Regions from separate parts of the Homo sapiens genome. Here region 2 is linked to region 1. The links are chromatin loops, found by intact Hi-C in ENCODE. Cell type or tissue: CD14-positive monocyte. All regions are shown on one strand. Links, peaks and the distances in the headings refer to the core of each region. The heading gives the core; the rest is flanking DNA.

Evidence for each region. A loop is a pair of places that touch in the nucleus more often than their neighbours do. Peaks named below come from ENCODE experiments on the same cell type or tissue, not always from the same donor. Only the 100,000 strongest peaks of a DNase experiment are listed, where the experiment ranks them.
Region 2: a loop joins it to region 1, with 2.7 times the contacts of the local background. A loop is called at or near these places in 7 of 110 quality-filtered maps.

The regions. Positions count from the first base shown.
Region 1 is chr1:17,624,849-17,634,977 of GRCh38, reverse strand. It overlaps ARHGEF10L (Rho guanine nucleotide exchange factor 10 like), which reads right to left. Exons shown (of 29, transcript NM_018125.4): 14 at 8,930-9,022; 15 at 7,475-7,648; 16 at 2,512-2,657; 17 at 416-430; 18 at 1-143. Among named protein-coding and RNA genes, the nearest start is that of LINC02810, 88 kb to the left of the region's middle. RefSeq lists enhancers at 4,183-4,834, 4,835-5,488. In CD14-positive monocyte, for the core only: a CTCF peak has its summit at 5,319 (motif pointing right); DNase peaks (open chromatin) are centred at 3,357, 3,787 and 4,777; H3K4me3 peaks cover 2,088 bases; H3K27ac peaks cover 5,000 bases.
Region 2 is chr1:17,427,108-17,437,236 of GRCh38, reverse strand. RCC2 (regulator of chromosome condensation 2) reads left to right here. Exons shown (of 13, transcript NM_018715.4): 3 at 8,038-8,131. Among named protein-coding and RNA genes, the nearest start is that of RCC2, 7.5 kb to the left of the region's middle. RefSeq lists enhancers at 7,814-8,428, 8,474-9,112. In CD14-positive monocyte, for the core only: no CTCF peak of the experiment used is centred there; DNase peaks (open chromatin) are centred at 5,066 and 5,486; H3K4me3 peaks cover 1,484 bases; H3K27ac peaks cover 4,408 bases.

The DNA of each region.
Region 1 (10,129 bases), core at 3,235-8,234:
AGTGCTGGATGAGCACATTGTCCTTGTCATAGGTGCCACCGTCCTGGCCCACCTCCACCACCTGCACCTGGGGCAGCGCCGTGTTCCACTTCACCACATACTTGGGCCCCAGGGGCACCAGGCTGCTGATCTCCAGCTGGCCCCTGTTGGAACAGAGAGGACAAGGCCCTGGAGAGGCTGCAGCCACCCTGCCCCAGGGCTGGCCCAGGGCATTGCTCCTCCACACCAGCTCAGCCAGGCTTCACGCAGCCCCAGCGCAAGACCTCAGACCAAAACCAAGCCAGGCAGAGCAGGGATCCCTCGCCAGGGTAGAAGCACCAGGCGCCCAGGCCCCAGCCCCATATCCAGAATCACATGGCACCAGAGCCCCAGAGCCCCAGAGCCCCAGAGCCCCGGAGCCCCCTGAACCACGTACCTGTGGTTGGCAGGCCTGGGAAAAAAGACAAGAAGGAAAGGGAGATTGTTATTACAATGGAGTGGCTAATCTGGGGGCTGTGACCCCGCTGGGGGCCAGCCATGGGGCTGGGCATCGGGAATAGAAGGAGAGACAGCCTCCTGCGGGGAATGAGGGCATCAGAGGCCAGGTGTGGACAGAAGCGGGCCTTCCTTCATCTCTGGGTCTCACAACAGCCCCGCTAGGAAGCTTAGATGATCCCAGACAAGGACACTGATCCTCAGTCAAGTGAAGTGACTCAGCCCAAATCACCCAAACTGATTCCCCAAAACCGGGCCACTAGCACCCCACTTTGCACTTTGCGCTAGAGCAACATGAAGGCAGAGAGGGTATTCATCATACCGCCGGCACCACACGGTGCCCAGGATATAAACGGGACTGAAGAATTACCTTCTTTGATTGAGTGAGTGAGTAAATGAATGAATGGGTCAGCCATAAGCCCTGCCCAGACCCATGTGTGACAGAGGCTTCCTTGCCTGAGTCCCCAACCAGGCCCTGAGCTCCCGGAGGCAGGGGCTGGATCTCATTCTAGGTGTGAACTGGCACAGAGCCAGGTCTCGGACTACATTCAATGGATTCATAGACGGGTGGACAAATGGGTGGATGGTGAATGAGTGCACAGGTCCTGAAACAGCCCTGCTTGTCCCCTTCCAGGACTCGTGATCGGTAACCATGGAAAATCCCCAAACCTACTCTGTGGCCAAACCCAGGAAGGCCCAAGCTGACTCGGTACAGGGCCTAGAACTGATTCAGCTGGGAGGCGGGAGAGCTATGCTGGGATTCACATTCCACTGAGGTGATTGTTTCCCTCCTGGATTTCGGTGATGGTAGCCATACTATTGCTTCTGTGATGCTTTTTAAAGTGGTGTCGAGGTGGGGCACGGTGGCTTACGCCTGTAATCCCAGCACTTTGGGAGGCTGAGGCGGGCCGATCACCTGAGGTCAGGAGTTTGAGACCAGCCTGGCCAACATGGTGAAACCCCTCTCTAATAAAAATACAATTAAAAAAAAAATTAGCTAGGTGTGGTGGCACATGCCTATAATCCCAGCTACTCGGGAGGCTGAGGCAGAAGAATCACTTAAACCCAGGAGGCAGAGGTTGCAGTGAACCGAGATCATGCCATTGCACTCCAGCCTGGGAGACAGAGCAAGATTCCATCTCAAAAAATAATAAAATAAAATAAAGTCTTGTCAAATATTGAGAGCAGAGGTTCTCCTAAGAGCCTGGCTAGAAAAACCACAGCTGAAGTTCTCAGGGAGTATTTGATACAGGGTCCCCTGCAGGACCAAGCAGGGGATGCGAGCAGGTGAGCTGGGCAAAGCAGAAAGGCTGGAGAATGGCAGGGCCCAAGCCCCAGTGCCAGGCCCACGTGGCCTCAGGCAGCCAGGCCCCAGAATGTCAGATCTCTCCTATGTCTCACCCATGGTGTGGGCTCCCTGTGTTAGTAAAACATAAGATACCCAGGAGCCTAAAGCAACTGATGGGCCACATCTTCAGGCTCTGGCCTAAAGCCTCACCCTCACCCCACACCAGGGCTCCGGCTCCCAGGCACAGCCCAGCAGCCGGGCTTTGGGCATTTCCACAATCCCCGGCCCAGAACCAGCAAACCAGGCTCCTCTGGGCCGATGATGATGCTCCGGTCTGTGGGGGAAAGGCAAAGGCTCACACTGAGAAATTCTGCAATCTGGCCAGAGCAAAACAGATTTGAGTTAAAGCCGCAGGGATCTGGGGTAGACACAAGGAAGAATCTCTTGAATTTCAATGTGGACAAAACCACTGTTTAGTCACCAACTGCAGAGTTCCAAAACAAACAACTCTGTACCATGGACAGCTGTGTGCCCGAGGCTGAGGGCTGCCCCCGATGACTGCTCCAGGTACTTCCCAGCGTTGGGGACCAGTGGCAGAGCAGGGCAAGAGGGATGGGAGAGGAATATTGGAAGCCTAAACCAAGCTCACATGGGGTCCCACTGTAGTGCGGCCGGCCAAGAGACTGGAGTAGGGCGGGATGGGGTCTCCAGGGAGGGGTGATTGCCCCCTCCAACCCAGGCCCACTTACTTGAAGTTGATGTTGGCACAGACAAGCATGTCGTTGAGCAGGAAGACCCGACGCTCCTTGGACTTAATTAGCTGCCCGCGGTCACCGTACACGGTCTCCGTCAACGTCTCACACAGGAGCAGCTGCCGCTGGCCTGAGGTCAACAGCTGGAGGAGGGGCAGGGAAGGTCAGCATCAGCATCGCGGCCCGGCGGCTTTACCGCGCCGGAGACCCAGAATCCTCCCATGGTGCAGAAAGGGAGACTGAGGCTGGGAGAGGTGGAGGAGATGAAGCCACTCCCTCCATCCCTGGGTGACAAGATGCACTGGGGAGGAAGACCAGAGGACCACACATCGGGGCCTCCTCTCGGAGGCCATGGGGAGACTGAGCATTCACCAGCACCCGTGTGGGCCCAGCAGCCAGTGCCCCCTTCTCAGGTGAGCCAGCCATTGCCAGCCCCTCTCTGTAGGGATTCTGCCTGATTGCCACTGCCAAGGACACAGCTCTGGAGTTACAGAGGTGGCTCTGCCCCCATCCCCACTCCTGCTGTGAAGCCCTTGGGCAGGTCACTTCACATGTCCAAGCCTTAGTTTACTCAGCTACCAAGTGGGGGCAGATACCTCTACTGCTCAGATCACACAAGGTAATGAACATGTGACCGGGTCTGGCTACATGACTCTTGCGGTCCAGTGCAAAACGAAAACACAGGCTCTTGTTCAAAGTGACTATGAATTTCAAGATGACCATGGCAGAACATGAAAGCAAGCATGGGGCCCTTCTGGGCACCAGCCATGTATGATGGCACAGGTCATGTGTGATGGCACAGGTCACGTGTGATGACACGGGTCACGTGTGATGACACAGGTCATGGCCTGAGAGGCCGGCCCTGTATGTGTGCTCCATAGACAACTACTGTCTGTGATGGTCTTCACAGTGGAGCAGGCGTGGCCTTGTGCAGGGGACCCCATCCTGCACCCCAACCTGTTGAAAGCCTTGGCCTGTCTCGCCTCTTAGGTGGCCTCATGACAGAGTTGGAACAGACCTGCCAGTCAATAACACCACCCTCTGAGGACAAAGACTTTCACACCCCAGGCATCCAAGCAGGCATTTGCCAACCTCAGGCTGGATGTCAAGACCCCCCCTGCTAGTGTCAGGGCCACCAACCCATCCAGGGACACCCTGGGAAAACGTCTTTTTTCTAAAGGGGATTTTTTTCTGGGAGGGAGGGAGGATATTCAGCAAAATTCATTCCCAAAACCCGTGACTCTGACGACAACCATTACTCTCCCCTTCCTTCCCCATCCTGTCTGGGAAAAGGACAGATCACCCCGAGCCTCCCCGGGACATAAAAGGACAGATCACCCTGAGCCTCCCCAAAGAGAAAAAGACAGATCACCCCCAGGCAACCCCAGGACAGAAAAGGACAGATCACTCTGAGCCTCCCCAGAGAGAAAAAGATAGATCACCCCCGGGCATCCCCAGGACAGAAAAGGACAGATCACCCCGAGCATCCCCAGGAGAGAAAAGGACAGAACACCCTGAGCCTCCCCAGAGAGAAAAACACAGATCACCCCCAGGCATCCCCAGGAGAGAAAAGGACAGATCACCCCGAGCCTCCTCGGGAGAGAATGCTGTTGTTCTCCAAAGCATCATCTCTCTCAAGTCGGCACACAACCAAAAGTCCCAGTGGGACCAAATGCCCAGGGTGTGCCAGGCACTGAGGATGGCTCTTAATATTCCACATCTCATTGAATCAGCTCAGCGGTCCTTGAGGCCATCCCCATTGCCCAGGTGAGGAAACTGAGATTCCAGGGGTAAAGTGACTCGCTGAGACCCACCCACTGTTGATTGACAGCACAGGACAGAGCCAGGCCACGTTCACCATTCCCTGCATTGAGCAGCTAGTGCACAGTGTGACAGGAGCCAGGGGAGGCCCCACCGCTCCTAACATGCAGGAGGACTTGGGGTCCCCCACAGCTGCTAAGGCCAGGCTCCGCCTCACTATTTCCACAAGGAAACCAAACGCCAACTCAAGAGACCACTACTCGGACCTTGAAGACAGCAGGGCCCCCCGCCCCAAGGGCTGCCAAATGTGCCATGACCCAAAACTTGGAAGAGGAAAGTCCCGTGGGCTCTGGCAGTCAGCGCTGCCCCCTTGGCAGATGAAAACCAACAAAAAGAAAAAGAAAACCAGGATATTGCACAAACGGCCCTCTGGAGGCTCCTGCCTAGGCTATTTTGAAACAGCTGGCATGGTTCCGTTTCGGGTTACACCCAGTTTCGTTTCTGCTTCTCCCTGGGTGATGGTGATAGGGACATCACTAAACAGGTCACAGAACTGGCCAGGACTGTCCAGGGAGGGCCCTGGAGGGGGAAGCCCAGGGTGCGGCCTCCACCACACTCTTCCTAACATCTCACATGGTCCAACCTACCCTCACCCAGCAAATGGAGACATGGAAGCTTAGAGCCTCTAGTCCTTTGCCCAGCATCAAAGAGGTCTCCCTTACCTCCAGCCAGGGCCCACCTCACAGAGCAGGAGAGGGCAGAACGGCTCTTCCCAACCACTACGGAATTTATTTCCTCCTCCCAAGAGGCCTCTCCCCACTGTGGCTGCACAGGTGTATGAGGCAAAGCAAGAGAAAGCCTCTTGGTCACCGAAGAGGGAGCCGAAGGTGGGGAGAGGAGAAGATTCCTGAGCGCAAAGGCCAGCACGGGTGGTCATGGCGGGGCTGAAGGCTTTTTCTCCCGAGACATTCCAAACTCGAGGCTTGTGTGGGGGATGGCTGAGTTAGTCCTGCCTGGAACCAGGGGGTGGAGAGTGACCCTGCCCCTCATGCCCAACCTGAGCCACGTGGATGGGGACATCCCCAGGAGAGGGCGCTGTCCCCTCCCCATCTCGTCTTCCCCAGCCCAATCCTCCTGGAGCAGGTAAAATAAACTCAGATGCCTTAGGGGCTTGCAGGTAACATCAGTGGGAAAGGTGGGTAGGAACCAAGGGGAAGTGGGCAGCTGCCACTCGGGGGCTGGTGCCACGTGGGAAGGTGGGTCGGTGAGCCAGCTCTTCCTACCCTCCCAGGAGACCCACAAGTCTGAATTTTATAGGATCTCTCTCAATTTTTAAATGTTGGCAACTACTGCCATGTTCTTAAAACTACTGTGTGGGCCGGGCACCGTGGCTCATGCCTGTGATCCCAACACTTTGGGAGGCTGAGGCAGGAGGATCACTTGATCCCAGGAGTTTGAGACCAGCCTGGGCATCATAGTGAGACCCCATCTCTACAAAAAAAAAAAAAAAATTAATTAGCTGGGTGTGGTAGCTCGTGCTTGTAGTCCCAGCTACTCAAGAGGCTGAGGCAGGAGGCTCACTTGAGCCCAGGAGCTCAAGGCTGCAGTGAGCCGTTATTGTACCACTGTACTCCAGCCTGGGCAACAGCATGAGGCCCTGTCTCAAAATAAAATTAAATTAAATAGAATAAAATACTGTGTGGGCCACAACACAACCTGCAACCTGAATTTGGCCTGAAGCAACAGAGTCCTAAGATGTGGGTTGCCTGAAGCTTGGCACTGCAGGGGACCCTACAGGAGGCCTTGTCCCTGCCCCACTTCACAGGCATGGGGTGGAAAGCAAAGATGCTGATGCAGGTTAGACAGCATTCTATACTGTAAAGTGCAGCACACATGGAAAGGGCCACTCTCCCTCTGGGTACTCCTTCCTGGACTCTTAGAAAGGTCTACCCCGTGCTGCTGAAACCTCCCTCCTGGGAACAGCCAGCCATAGGCCTTAGTTCTGCTTCTAGGACCCCACAGAGCCAAGAGGCTCCCAGTTTATTCCCCAGAAAATTTGAACCTCTCCCTATGACCTCACACAGTATCCGTTCTCCAAAGAACAGTCCTGCAATGTGCCCAGGGCCTGGGCACCCCAGCCTAAACTATCCCAGCCCTCCCCTACCCTCCAGTAGGTGAACAGGGGGGCTGGGGTGTGGGACCTCCCAGAGACCCCAGCACAGAGCCAGGCAGTTCATGTCATGTGCTGAGAGGGAAGAAGAGGGACTCCAGTGACCAACAGGTGACTCTGTGAGGTGACCTTGTGCTTTAAAAACAGGCTCCTCTACAGACTCATTTGCAAGTCTTTTGGTTTTGTTTGGTTTTTTTCCTTTAGAGACAGAGTCTCCCTCTGTCACCCAGGCTGGAGTACAGTGGCACAATCTCGGTTCACTGCAACCTCTGCCTCCTGAATTCAAGTGATTCTCCTTCCTCAGCCTTCCGGGATTACAGGCGTGTGCCACCATGCCTGGCTAATTTTTATATTTTTAGTAGAGACAAGGTTTCACCATGTTGGCCAGGCTGGTCTCGAACTCCTGACCTCAGGTGATCTGCCTGCCTCAGCCTCCCAAAGTGCTGGGACTACAGGCGTGAGCTACCACGCCCAGCCCAATTTTCTTTTTTTTTTTTTAATAGCATGTTCCTAAGCGGCAACCCCAAAACATGGCATGGACTTTTCATCTTTCTTCTTGTGTTAAGGACAATCACGAAGCCACTTTGCCAGCTCCCTCTTTTGCGGCAGCAGCCCTAGGGCTCCGGTGCTATTAAATGCTCCTCATTTCAAAGGGAGCAAGTGAGGTTCAGAGAGGGTGGGTGATTCCCTTGAGGGCACACAGCAAGCACCTATGGCAAAATCTGGATCTAAACCCAGATTCTGACTCTCCAGAGCCTGTTCATTTAACTAGGCTTTGATTTCTGGAGACTTTACTGGAAATCACACTGATGCACAAAATGAACTTTTATCTTAAAATAACATGAACAGGAATGAACGTGGGGGTCCCGCTGAGGATCCAATCCCCAAGGTCACATCCTTGGAAGAGCAAGGCCTCCCCTCCCTCAGAGAACACTGCCACCTAGTGTGGGTGGCGTGGGGCAGGGGCACGGGCAGGAGCACAGGTGAGGGCAGGCAGGTGAGGGCAGGCAGGTGGGAGGCCCAGCTCACCTTGTTGAGGCTGCTGCGGTCACTGACGCTCTTGGTCAGCTGCTGGATCTCAGCCACCTGGTCAGCCAGCCGCTTCTGCTCGTTCAGCTTCTCAGCCAGCGTCTCCAGCTCTGTGAGGGCCAGCTGCAGCGACAGCCTGTCCGGATGGCCCCTGGGGGTGTTCTTCAGCATGTCCTGCCAGGTCAGAGCAGAGACTGAGCAGCCCACCCATGACCAACTCTACCCCAGCCTGGGGCAAAGCCTCACCCTGCGCAACCCCCTACACACACTGGGTCTGCAAAGGGCCCGGCCTGAGGCCAGGACAGATGGCACCAGATGCAGAACAAGACCTCAAGAAACAGCTAATGCATGAAAAAGAAAACAAAAGCATGGATCTTTCTAGGAATAGACCCACATGAACTGAAAGCGGGGTCTCAAACAGATATTTGTCCAGCCATGTTCATAGCAGCATTAGCCACAGTCGCCAAAATGTGGAGGCAAAAATGTCCGTCGACAGACTAACGCGTAAACAAAATGTGGTCTCTCCATACAATGGCGTATTATTCAGCCTTGAAAAGGAAGGAAATTCAGACACATGCTAGGACACGATGAATCTTGAAGACCTCATGTTAAGGAAAACAAGCCAGTCACGAAAAGAAAAACATTGTATGATTCCACGTATACGTGTTTTCCTAGAGCAGTCAGAGTCATAGAGACACAGGGTAGAATGGTGGTTGCCGGAGGCTGTGGGGAGGGAGAATCGGGAGTTGTTGAATGGGCAGAGTTTCGGTTCAGGATGATGAGAAAGTTCTGGGATGGGTGGTGGTGATGGTTGCAGAACAATGTGAATGCACTTAGAAATGGTTATGATGGTAAATAAATAAACTTATAGATCAATCACTGATCAATTGATAAATGGTATGGTTACATAAGAGCCCACTCCCACAGGCCAGCAGCACTGAGAGTGGATAGCAATGTGCCACCGGACCCCTCAGCCTGGTAGCCACCCTCTCAGCTCCCTGATGAGGGCCAGCCCCTGCCCAAGGACCCTCAGTGGTTGGGACAGTGTCCCAAGCTCTCCAGGACCCTGTGTGGGGCTAATGTCCCTTAGGAATCCCCTGTTCTGAAGCTCGAATCTGAAATGGCCAAGCTCAGCATGTTTACTGAGCATCTCCTCCATGCCAGGAGCCCTGCGGGTCCCGGGATTCCCTGTGCCTTCACTCCCTTCCTGCAACCCAGACTCAGGCCACCAGCAGTCCCTCAGCGTCCCCCACAGAGGGGCGTGCAAACTGAGCTGTCAGTTACAATCAATTTCACTCTAGAAGTGGAGAAAGATGAGGCCAGAGTCCCACAGCAGGTTGGGTGGGTTATGGATCACGGACAAGAGCCCAGACCTCCTCCCTCCTACCCCAGGAGGCACCTCCCAGCCCACAGGCAAACCCTGTGGGTTGAAGCTGCTGGAATCCTGAGCAGTACCTGAAGCAGGAGTATGAACTGTGGGAACCTCTGGATGGGCTTGACCATCAGCCCGTAGAGGGTGACACGGTCTGGGCTGCACACCTGCCGTCGCTGGTGGAGACAAGGTTCCGTCATTCGCTGACCCCCTGCAGAGAGGGCCCAGTGCCCCAGAGTCCAGACACTGTCCCCATTCTGGGCTCCTCTCCCCAGGCCCTAAGACCCTGCCTATCCCTGGGCTTGCAAGAAGAGCTGAGAGAGGTCCGTGGTTCTGCAGCCAGGGATCCCTCTCCCACCAGTGCCCCTGCATGGCCGCGCACCCTCAGGAGACTAAAGCAGTCATCTTAAGGTCTCTGAACTAAAGGCATAACTGGGAAACTCAGCAATTTATTCAAGATGTCAGACTTCTAGAAGTGGCCAAGGCAACCATTCCCTCCACTTAAACTAAATGCAGACAGATTTGGGCTAGGGTAAGGGGCGGGGCACAGGGGGACCTTCTGTCCTGTCTCTTGCATCCATCCCCCACTCCATCCACACACCTGTTACCTGGTCCTGGCCCCCATATGCTGCAATCCCACAGTTTCTCCACCTGCCTCCACTTCCATCTACCCTAGCTCAAAATCCTTCAATGGCTCCCCATTACCTGAAATATTACATCCTAGGCCCTGGGCCTGGAGGTCTAGAACCACCCAACTGAACTCAGCCGCCTCTTAGTGTGCACACTCAGGCCTTCTCTCCTGGGACTCCCCAACAGGCATCAGTGCTCCCAGAATCCAAACAGACCTGCCCATCCCTCTCCTCCTGCCTCTAACCTTTGCTCCACTATCCTTACACCTGATATAGGCTCTCCTCTGTCTTTATTTGGCACAATCCCACCATCCCCCGCCAGGGCCCATGTCAGATGGTGGCTCCTCCTGATCCCCTGTTCTCTTTGATGGGGACAGTGGGTTCCTCCACTGAGGCCGTGGCATCTAACCTGTGCTGCCGGCACATGTGTGCGTGTCCTGGCACCTAGCCCAGTTGCATCCTCTGCCAGCCAGCAGGCTCCCTACAGGCAGGGGCTCTGACTCACCAGACTACACTCCCAAAGAAATCAGCAGAGGCTGGGCACATGAGAACTCAGAAGCTTTTCGAAGCCTTTAACCTTTACTCTCCCAAGCAATGCCCAAGATACCCCTATAAGGAATTTCCTCACCCTTTTATAAATGAGGAAAAGGAACC
Region 2 (10,129 bases), core at 2,418-7,417, 200 kb after region 1:
AAGGGTGTTTAAGGGTTAACAGCAGAGTGCTTTCCTCCAGAGAAGCGCAGGCAGTGTCTAATAACACATTTTCTACGTCCGTTTTATAGATAGGGAAACTGGGGCACAGAATTCGAGGGCCTTGTCCAAAGTCATGGATGGAACTGGATCTCCAAATGCTGTAACTCCTGATGTCCCTGCAAATTGCACATGGGAATATGCTTTGTAAAAGTGCCTTCTGGGTGAAAGGGTTAACATGTTAGGCAGTGGAGGAGAGCCCGTCAAAAGCTGTCAAAAGGTCTTGCCCGGGGTCTTGGATCAGGCTAGACTAGACAATGGCCAAAGTATTGAGAAACTGGAACACAGGAACTGTTTTCCTTTGACGTCTAGTCTGCTGTGCCAGACTCCAGACATTTGCCCTCCGAACACAGTATGTTAGGATGAAACTAAAAAGAAAGGCCAGGTGAGCTTCCGCGTCTCCTGTATCCTATTTTGAGTGAGTTTCCAAAAGCAAGATTGTGTTTAGACATCCAAGACTGCAGTTATCAGCTGTACAGCTCCAGACTGTTGGAACGCTGAATTTTGCCATCAGAGCAAAAGATCCTTACCCCATGCTGAGATTGACCCAAGGAGGTAGAGACAGGGAGTGTGTGAGGGACACTGGCTCTCCCTGGCCCACCTCTGTCTCCAGCTGTGCTGCTTGAAGCTGCTTTGTCAATGGAAATGGCACATTTGTTAGTCTTTTTTTTTTGAGGCAGAGTCTCCCTCTATGGCCAGGCTGGAGTGCAGTGGCACGATCTCAGCTCACTGCAACCTCCGCCTCTCAGGTTCAAGTGATTTTTGTGTGCTGATCAGCCTCTCGAGCAGCTGGGATTACAAGTGTGTTCCACCACACCCGAATAATTTTTGTACTTTTTGTAGAGGCTGGGTTTTACCATGTTGGCCAGGCTGGTCTCAAACTGCTGGCCTCAAGTGATCTGCCTGCCTCAGCCTCCTTCCAAAGTGCTGGGATGACAGGCGCGAGCCCTGTGTTGGGTTGCATGTTTGTAAGTCTTAATGTGAGTAAACAGCAGTCCATTGCAGCTTTTAAGTTCCTGTTTATACACATAAATACGTTATTATTTTACATATGTGTATAAGCAGGACTCTAAAAGCTACATCTTCCTTTCTCTATCCACTTAAAACCAACAGGGGCCCATGATGCCCATCCTTTGGGCTGTCGGTGCTGTTCTAGAATCAGAGCACCTGGGAGGCTGAGGGTTCAGCATATGATGCCCCTTTATGCCTCATGGAAAGTGCACACCCTACATTTAAGTTTTGCTTTTTTTTTTTTTTTTTTGAGCTGGAGTTTAGCTGTTGTTGCCCAGGTTGGAGTGCAATGTTGCGATCTCAGCTCACTGCAATCTCCGCCTCCCGGGTTCAAGCAATTCTTCTGCCTCAGCCTCCCGAGTAGCTGGGATTATAGACGCCCACCACCACACCTGGCTAATTTTTTGTATTTTTAGTAGAGACGGGGTTTCACCACGTTGGCCAGGCTGGTCTCGAACTCCTGATCTCAGGTGGTCCACCCACCTTGGCCTCCCAAAGTGCCCCACGTTTAAGTTTTGTTAGCATCTACTGAGTTTGGTCCATGTTCGGGGCTGGGTCCATGCAGCCCCATTGCCTTTCCATAGGCCTAGGGCAGCCCTCTGCCCCTTGTCCTGGGTTGGCCTCCTGCCCAGTCTCCCTGGCCCCAGGTTTCTGGTCTCTGTTTCTCTGTTGAGCAGTCCTAGGGACCCTGTGTGCTGCCACAGGCAGACAGCAGTCCTTGTTGCAGAAAGAACCTTTTTTACTGAGCATTTTGCATGCCTTGCCCCGCTCAGGGTTGCTAGGAGGAGGTCTGTGTGAAAGCAGCCGCCCAGGAAATGTCCAAAACCATATTGCCTTCAGTGACCCCAAAGCTGCAGGTGTCGGGCTTGTAGAAGATGAGCCAAATACTTACATTGTTGAGGGGCAGAATTGCCTTGAGTAAAAGATGTGCATTTTATAGAACATTCTTATGGCAGATGAGCGTTGTCATTGCCTAGGTGTTAAGAAAAAATTCAAATTCTTTTTTCCTCCGCTCTCACGGCCACACTCAACAACCAACACCAGACTTCTTCCGCACCCCCCACCCCAGATGGAGTCTTGCTCTGTCTCCCAGGCTGGAGTGCAGTGGTGTGATCTCAGCTCACTGCAGCCTCCACCTCCTGGGTTCAAGCAACTCTCCTGCCTCAGCCTCCTGAGTAGCTGAGATGACAGGCACCTGTCACTGTGCTCGGTAATTTTTGTATTTTCAGTAGAGATGGGGTTTCACCATGTTGGCCAGGCTGTCTTGAACTCCTGACCTCGTGATTTGCCCGCCTCCCAAAGTGCTGCGATTACAGGCGTGAGCCACCACGCCCCGCCTCCCAACACAAGACTTCTGTGACTAGACGTAAAGGGAGGTCTCCCCCTGCTATCAAGCAAGCAATCAGTTCTGCAGCACACACCGGCTGGGTGTCCTCCAGTTCATCTCTTGACACTATCCACCTGGAGGTAGATTTCCTCATCTTGAGGGCTCAGTCCCCAAGACTGTCCTTCCACCCCAGACACCAGTTGCAAGTCCAGTCCCTGGTAGCTTCTGACCAACTAGCCTCTAGTTGGGGTTCTCATGACCCCCTCTTTGGGGTCGATTAATTTATTGGAATGGCTCACAGAACTCAGGGAAACACCAGTTTATTATAAAGGATATTACAAAGGCTATGGATAAAGAGACCTGTAAGGCTAGATGTGGCAGAAGGGGCACTGTGTTTCCGTGCCCTCTGCAGACCACCCACCTGGTACATGTTCAGCTCTCCACAAGCTCTGTGACCTGGTCCTTACAGGTTTTTAACGGAGGCTTCATTATGTAGGCATGGTAGATTAAGCCATTGATCATCACTTTAACCTTCAGTCATCTCCCTCCTGAGGTTGGAGGATGGGGCTGAAAGTCCCTAGGCTCCCACTGCCCCATCCGGAAGCTGCCTGGGGGCTGCCAGTGTCAGTCATTAGCATACAAAAAGACATTGCTTTGGAGATTCCAAGGATTTGGGAAGTTGCATGCCAGGAACTCCAAATATTGATGGCAGTGTCACACTAGGGTAGATTCAGTCCTAATTCTTTGCGCACTTCATAACCTCCTAAAGCAAGTAAAGGCAGCAGCCTTGGCCAGATCCTACAAAACAGGTGAGTGTTGCAAGCTGCCCAGGTCTTTGTAGTTTTTCCAGTCTTGGGTTGCCAAGGTTTTGTGGACCCTGAGACAGATGTGTTGAATCTGAAAGGAGCAAATAAATAAAACTGAAAGCCAACCCGGAAGTCTGTTTCAGTTGATGGCCCTTAGGTAATTGGTCGATGCCGGCATTGTTCCCGGGGGTCTTACCTCCCCGGAGCAGCGGTCTTCTACATGGACCTATGTTAAAAGGTTGACTCTGGGCCCCGTAAACGCGCACCTTGCATTTGGATCATAATTCAAAAATTGCTTTAGACTAGAAATCCCATTTTGTTGATTGAAGAAGCTCAGTGCCTTTTCTGTCCATTTCTGTGTGTCTCTGCCCAGGTTATGTGACCAAGTTGCTGGAGGCAGCCAGGTGAAATGACATGAAAATCACTCATCTCATTGGGCAGACTGTTTGCCAGGCTGTCTGCTGCGTGGCCTTTATACACAAGCAGGGTCGCAGACACTGAGTTCGTCCAAAAAAACAATCCGTAGGCCCATCAGGGAAGGCTGGATTCCGCCTGGGAGGGCACACTGAGCTTCAGACACCCACACACCCACTGGCACCCCCGCCCTGCCCCGCCGCCCCGGGTGGAGCCCGCAAGCGCGGGAGTCTCTCCCACGATTGGCTGTTTCTGGTCTCTGAGGAAGAGGAGCACCCCTTAAGTGAGAAGGGGTGCTGGGAGTTCTCTGTTACTCTATTTAAATGTTAATTCCACATAAGGCAGAGGAAAGAAGTTATAGAGAAATAAAAGAAAGCAGCTTAGAGCAAACAATTATGTAAATAATAACGAAATACACTAACCTCCATCTAATGTGTGAGGAAATAGGATCCATGACGTAAAAACTTGAATAACAGTTAATGTCCTTCATAGGAATCTGACCACCGTCACTGGAGTAGACTCAGTTTACCGGGGTTTTTCACACATACACACGTATATATGTATATGTATACACACGTATGTATATGTGTGTGTGTGTGTATATATATGTGTGTGTGAGTGTATATATATATTTTTTTCTTTTTCTTTTTCTTTTTCTTTTTTTAAGATGGAGTCTCGCTCTTTCGCCCAGTCTGGAGTGCAGTGGCGCGATCTCGGCTCACTGCAAGCCCCGCCTCCCGGGTTCATGCCCTTCTCCTGTCTCAGCCTCCCGAGTAGCCGGGACTACAGGCGTGAGCCACCATGCCCGGCCCACAAATACATTTTTATTGGCGTGGTTGGGTTTGCCTATAAATGCTTAGCTAGCTTGATGGATCAGTCTTCATGAGCCCTTGACCAAATGTCCAGGTCACCCAGGAAACTCCCTCCCCAAGGCCAAGGCCACTGCGGTTAAGCTCTGGCTGTCTGAACTTGCCCCTGAACCATGCCCTCTGGCCTGATGGAGCTGAGGCTTCTGGTGTGGCCTCAGCACTGTGAAGTTTTGCTGCAGTGGTTGCATCTCAGTGTAGGGTGGTTTGACTTCAATGGTTCATACTGAGCACAGGTGCCCATGAACCTCCGCCTGCCTGGTCTGCAGTTGCTGGCATTCCAGGGCTCTTTTCTAGGCTTGCCCTCTGGCCTGGGAGCTTGGTCTCCAGTGCCTTAGCACCCTTCCTGGGTCTCTACTGCCCCCTCCATGCCAACTTGGTAGGCTTGGGCAGAGGACCCAGAGGCCTCTCCTTCCACAGGGACTTCAACAGAAGCCATTGAATATAGACCTGTAGCATATTCCAGCCAGGCCTGCCAGTTAAACAAAGAAGGGCAGATAACCAGGGGAAGCTAGGCTCCAATTCAAGTAACCTGAGTTGTGGGTGCTGCAGGGGCTGGGCCACCCTCTGATTAAGGTCATTTTCTAAATAATTTAAATGAACCAAAGTTGTTCTCCCTTTCCGTGTTGTTTCACTTCCCTCCCCCCAACTTTTTTTTTCTCTTTTTGAGACAGAGTTTCGCTCTTGTTGCCCAGGCTGGAGTGCAATGGTGTGATCTCGGCTCGCTGCAACCTCTGCCTCCTGGGTTCAAGCGATTCTCTTGCCTCAGCTTCCCAAGTAGCTGGGATTACAGACACCCGGCTAATTTTTTGTATTTTTAGTAGAGACAGGGTTTCACCATGTTGGCCAGGCTGGTCTCAAACTCCTGACCGCAGGTGATCCACCCACTTTGGCCTCCCAAAGTGCTGGGATGACGGGCCATGAGCTACCGCGGCTGGCCTCACTTCCCCTTTTCATGAGGACTGCAGGATGCATTCCTGTAGATTGACCATCTTTTTCCTGTTACATAATGTGGTGGAGTGGGCAAGCGTGACGGAACCTATATCTTGGGGGACGCCCTAATCAGGTTTGGGTCGTGTAAAGGTTCCTATTGAAGTGGAAATCATCCGTCATGAAGATGTGTAATCTTAGAAATGCGTGAGCCGTACTGCCAAAGCATACCCATGGGGTGATCACACTGTAGAGGTTAGAATGATTGGGCCTGGAGCTGCCCTTTTTTCTTTTTCTTTCTTTCTTTTTTTTTTTTTTTTTTTTTTGAGACAGGGCTGGCTTTGTCACCATGGTTGGTCTTGAACTCCTGACCTCAGGTGATCCGCCTGCTTCAGCCTCCCAAAGTGCTGAGATGACAGGCGTGAGCCACCACACCCAGCCCACATATATATATATATATATATATTTTTTTTTTTTTTTTTTTTTTTTTTTGAGATGGAGTCTTGCTCAGTCGCCCAGGCTGGAGTGCAGTGGTGCGATCTTGGCTCACTGCAAGCTCCGCCTCCTGGGTTCACACCAATCTCCTGCCTCAGCCTCCCGAGTAGCTGGGACTACAGGTGCCGGTCACCATGCCCGGCTAATTTTTTTTGTATTTTTAGTAGAGATGGGGTTTCACCGTGCTAGCCAGGATGGTCTCTATCTCCTGACCTCGTGATCTGCTTGCCTCAGCGTCCCAAAGTGCTGGGATTACAGGTGTGAGCCACCGCGCCTGGCCAACAAATACATTTTTATTGGCATGGTTGGGAACTTTCATCGGCGTTATTTTATTGGCATTTTATCGGCACTTTGGGAGGCCAAGGTGGGTGGATCACCTGCGGTCAGGAATTTGAGACCAGCCTGGCCAACATAGTGAAACCCTGTCTCTACTAAAAACACACAAAATTAGCTGAGTGTCTGTAATCCCAGCTACTTGGGAGGCTGAGGCAAGAGAATCGTTTGAACCCGGGAGGCAGAGGTTGCAGCAAGCCGAGATCACGCCACTGCACTCCAGCCTGGGCAGCAACACTGGGAGTGCAATGGTGCAATCTCAGCTTACTGCAACCTCCGCCTCCCGGGTTCAAGGGATTCTTCTACCTCAGCCTCTGGAGTAGCTGGGACGACAGGCGGATGCCACCACGCCTGGCTAATTTTTTTGTATTTTTAGTAGAGACGGGGTTTTACCATATTGGCCAGGCTGGTCTTGAACTCCTGACCTCGTGATTCACCCGCCTCAGCCTCCCAAAGTGCTGGGATTACAGGCGTGAGCCACTGTGCCTGGCCCCCTTTTTTTTTTTTTTGAGACAAGGCCTGGCTATGTCACCTAAGCTGGAGAGCAGGTGTGATCTTGGCTCACTGCAGTCTCCAGCTCCTCAGCTCAAGCAATCCTCCCACCTCAGCCTCCCAAGTAACTGGGACCACAGGCTCATTTTTCTATTTTCTGTAGAGACAAGGTTTTGCCATGTTGCCCAGCCTGGTCTCCAAGCTCAAGCAATCTGCCCGCCTCGGCCTTCCAAAGTGCTGGGATTACAGGCGTGAGCCATTGCGCCTTGCCAGACTTTTTTCCTGAAGCCTTCCAAGAACAATTCTGTAAACTGAAGGAAACCCCTTTCCTTTTCACGTCCAGGAAAGATGTGTAAGAGCGGAAAGTGATAGCAGTGAATGCTTCCCTTGCCAGTGTGGACTGAGTGAGGAGTTCAGAATTGAGTCTTCCACTAACAACCTACTTGAAAAAGTATATTTTGACATTTAAGGAAGCAAAGTGCTGAGAATATTATGAGTGCCACCCAGAATTGAACAATGGCCTTTTTAAATGGCGTAGATTTTCGTTGACAGTATGAGAGTTGGTGGCCCTGATGACTTTGTGTTGAGAGACTGAGGATGAACACTGAAGTATGCTGGCTGCTGTGACAGCTTGTTCCTTGAGAGCCGGGCCCCTGGGAGGTCCTGTTTCACTCACCATTGGCTCCCGGGCTCATGGACAGCGGCATGAGGGTGCCATCAAAGGCCGCCTGATTCAGACCCCTGCATACCCACCAAAGCTGTGTTCTGCCTGGTCTCCCTTCAGTGGAGAAATCGAACCTTGTTCTCTACTGTTTTCTTCCTGAGTCCCCATGGAAAGGCTCTCGGCAGAGTGGGCAGCAGAAGTGATGTGAGGCTCCTAAGGTTTGAGGTCGCAGGCCGTGCTTGCCATGTGAAATAGAGACTTGGCCCTAGGATGAGCTGGATTTAACGCCCCTGAGTGTCCGGCAGGCTTCCTGCAAATACCTCTGTACATCAGTTTGCGAAGGAGGCATGTATTTGGGTTTTTTTTTTAGTGTTTTGCAAAAGCTATTTTAAAGGGAAGTCAAAGGATAAAAATGAGCCTGGGCTTAGCAAGTGAGCGGCTGTGGGCAGGTTTGGGGTTGCCCGCATTGCCACTTGCCGATGAGGGAGGGGAGTGTGGGGAGACTCTGTTCGTGTGGAGGTCACAGGTGACATAAGGGCTAACTGAATGATTTTCTTTCGTTTCGTGCTGTCATTGGACAGCCTTGGAAAGCTAGGTGCAGACTTACACACTAATTCTTTTTTCCTTTCTCTGTCTCTGCAGAAACTTGAAGGGTCAAAGTGCAAAGGGCAGCTTTTGATTTTTGGGGCAACCAACTGGGACTTGATTGGTCGAAAAGAAGTGCCTAAACAGCAAGGTATGAGAATGGTGCCTCAAAAACCCATTGAGTGCTTCTTAAGTGCTAGGTTCTGTTGACCACCTGCCTGGTAGGTATTCCCTTCATTTACAAATGCATTTTCACAGAGGCCAAGTGACTTGCCTGAGGCCACACAGCCACTGTAGTGATGAGCTGGATTTGAACCCTAATCTTAGTCTTTTAAAGGCACAATTTTGAAGTGACTCACTAATTCCGTTAAGATTAATCAGGAAAATACAAGTAGTATCCTCAAATGAACATTGCCACCTTTTCCATCTTCCCTCTCACCTCACTTGTTTTCATTAAAATGAAGAGACCAGGTCTGTGAGATGGTGTCAGAATGTCCTAGACATTTGTCAAATGTCAGGTGTCAAAATTTCAGGCATTGCAGAAGAGTCCACGTTTCTTTGCAAGCTGCCAAATTGTTGCAGGAACTGGTTTGACAGAACAGTCTGGAGCGGGGGAAAGCAGAGAGGTCCTTAAGAAGTAATGTTTTGTCCCCAGTTACCTTTGGAAAACTGGTGTCTTAAGGGAAAAGGCCCATCCAGGAGAAGGAAGGCTGGCATGTAGCCAACTTTTATGGCTTCTTGATTTCATCTGGAAAGACTCCCAAAGTGCTTTCCAGCATTGCTTTGCCCCATGAACAAATATTTGCACGCTGGCTCGTCTTGGCACCTTAAAACAGGGGCGTTGGAAATCACCTTGTTCCATGAAAACACCTGGGGGCCAGCTGAATTAGAAATGGGTTTAAGTTGCAGGTAGCAGCAGCGCGTTGTTTGGAAAATGCCCAGCCTTCAGGCCCAAGCCAGAGGGGGCCACGTCCACATGGTGGCTTTTGTCCCAGGGAAGCACCTCCTGGTCTACAGTAACGTAAGCCCAGGTGCTGATGGCGCCTTGTTGCCAGTCCTGTGCCCGTGTTGCATCATTTCTCAAAGCCGTTCTTCAACTGAGCAGCCCAGTTGACATTGAAGATACAGAAGCCCAGGGAAGGGCAGTAAATACCAAAGGAAGCGAGTGGCAGGGCCAGGGTTGGAGTCCCACTCTCTAGTTAACTCTGTTGCCTCCCGCGCATGTATGTTGCTGTAGATCTGGTGAAAACCAGCAGCCTGGATGTCTTGGTTTTTGCAAGATAGCACCACAGCAAGCCACACAGTAGCTCTGTGATTGGGACCAGACCCCAGGGATCCGGAGGCCGTGGGAATTGACTTCTCAGTCTGACCGCAGAGCCTGGGACTGCTGCAGGGCGTTTAATTTGACTTGCTCCCCCTCCCCCACCCCTGCCCGGTCCCTCCAGTCCCTCCAGCCCTTCCTTGGGAGGCCGGAAGAAACCCAACCCGGCTCCTCAGGAGCCAGTGGCATCCTGGGCACTGCAGGGAAAGATGCTTTGGTAAGTCCAGGAGCATCTGACCACCTGAGACTCCCCTTGGCCAAGCAAGTTCAAGTGTGGCACCGCACCCTTGCCTGGCGTCCCGTGGCCTCCTGTGTTGCGGCACAGGGTCGTGATGATACTCGTCAATCATGCCATCATTTTGTCTTCATGGCAAAGAGACCTTGGGTTTCTCTTTATCCCTTCCGAGTTTTGTTTAATACAGTTCCTGAATCTTAATTTAGGTGCCACCTCCTTGAGTTTTTCTTAAGTTTTAATATAGACCATGAGGCTTTTATTTTTGGTTTGCTCTTTCCCCAGGAAATTGTTGATGTTCCTCTTCCTCCTTTCAGGGGAGGTGTCTGCAGGTGTGCTGCTTCAGGTGCCATGCGGGATCGGCTGGCCCCTGCCCGCCTGCGGCCAGGAGTCTTGCCCACTTGCCCCCACACCTGAATGAGGGAGCATGTGGTGCCCTCTGCTGAGGGCGGAGGGTGGGGCTGGAACGTACTTCACAGATACTTTCTAGGCAGCCAGGCGCTTGATAGAGACATTGTAGCCTTTTTATCAGTTCCTACATTGGATCAGTCTTACACACTCGATTTGGCAGTGGCTAGCATTTCAGGATAATCACC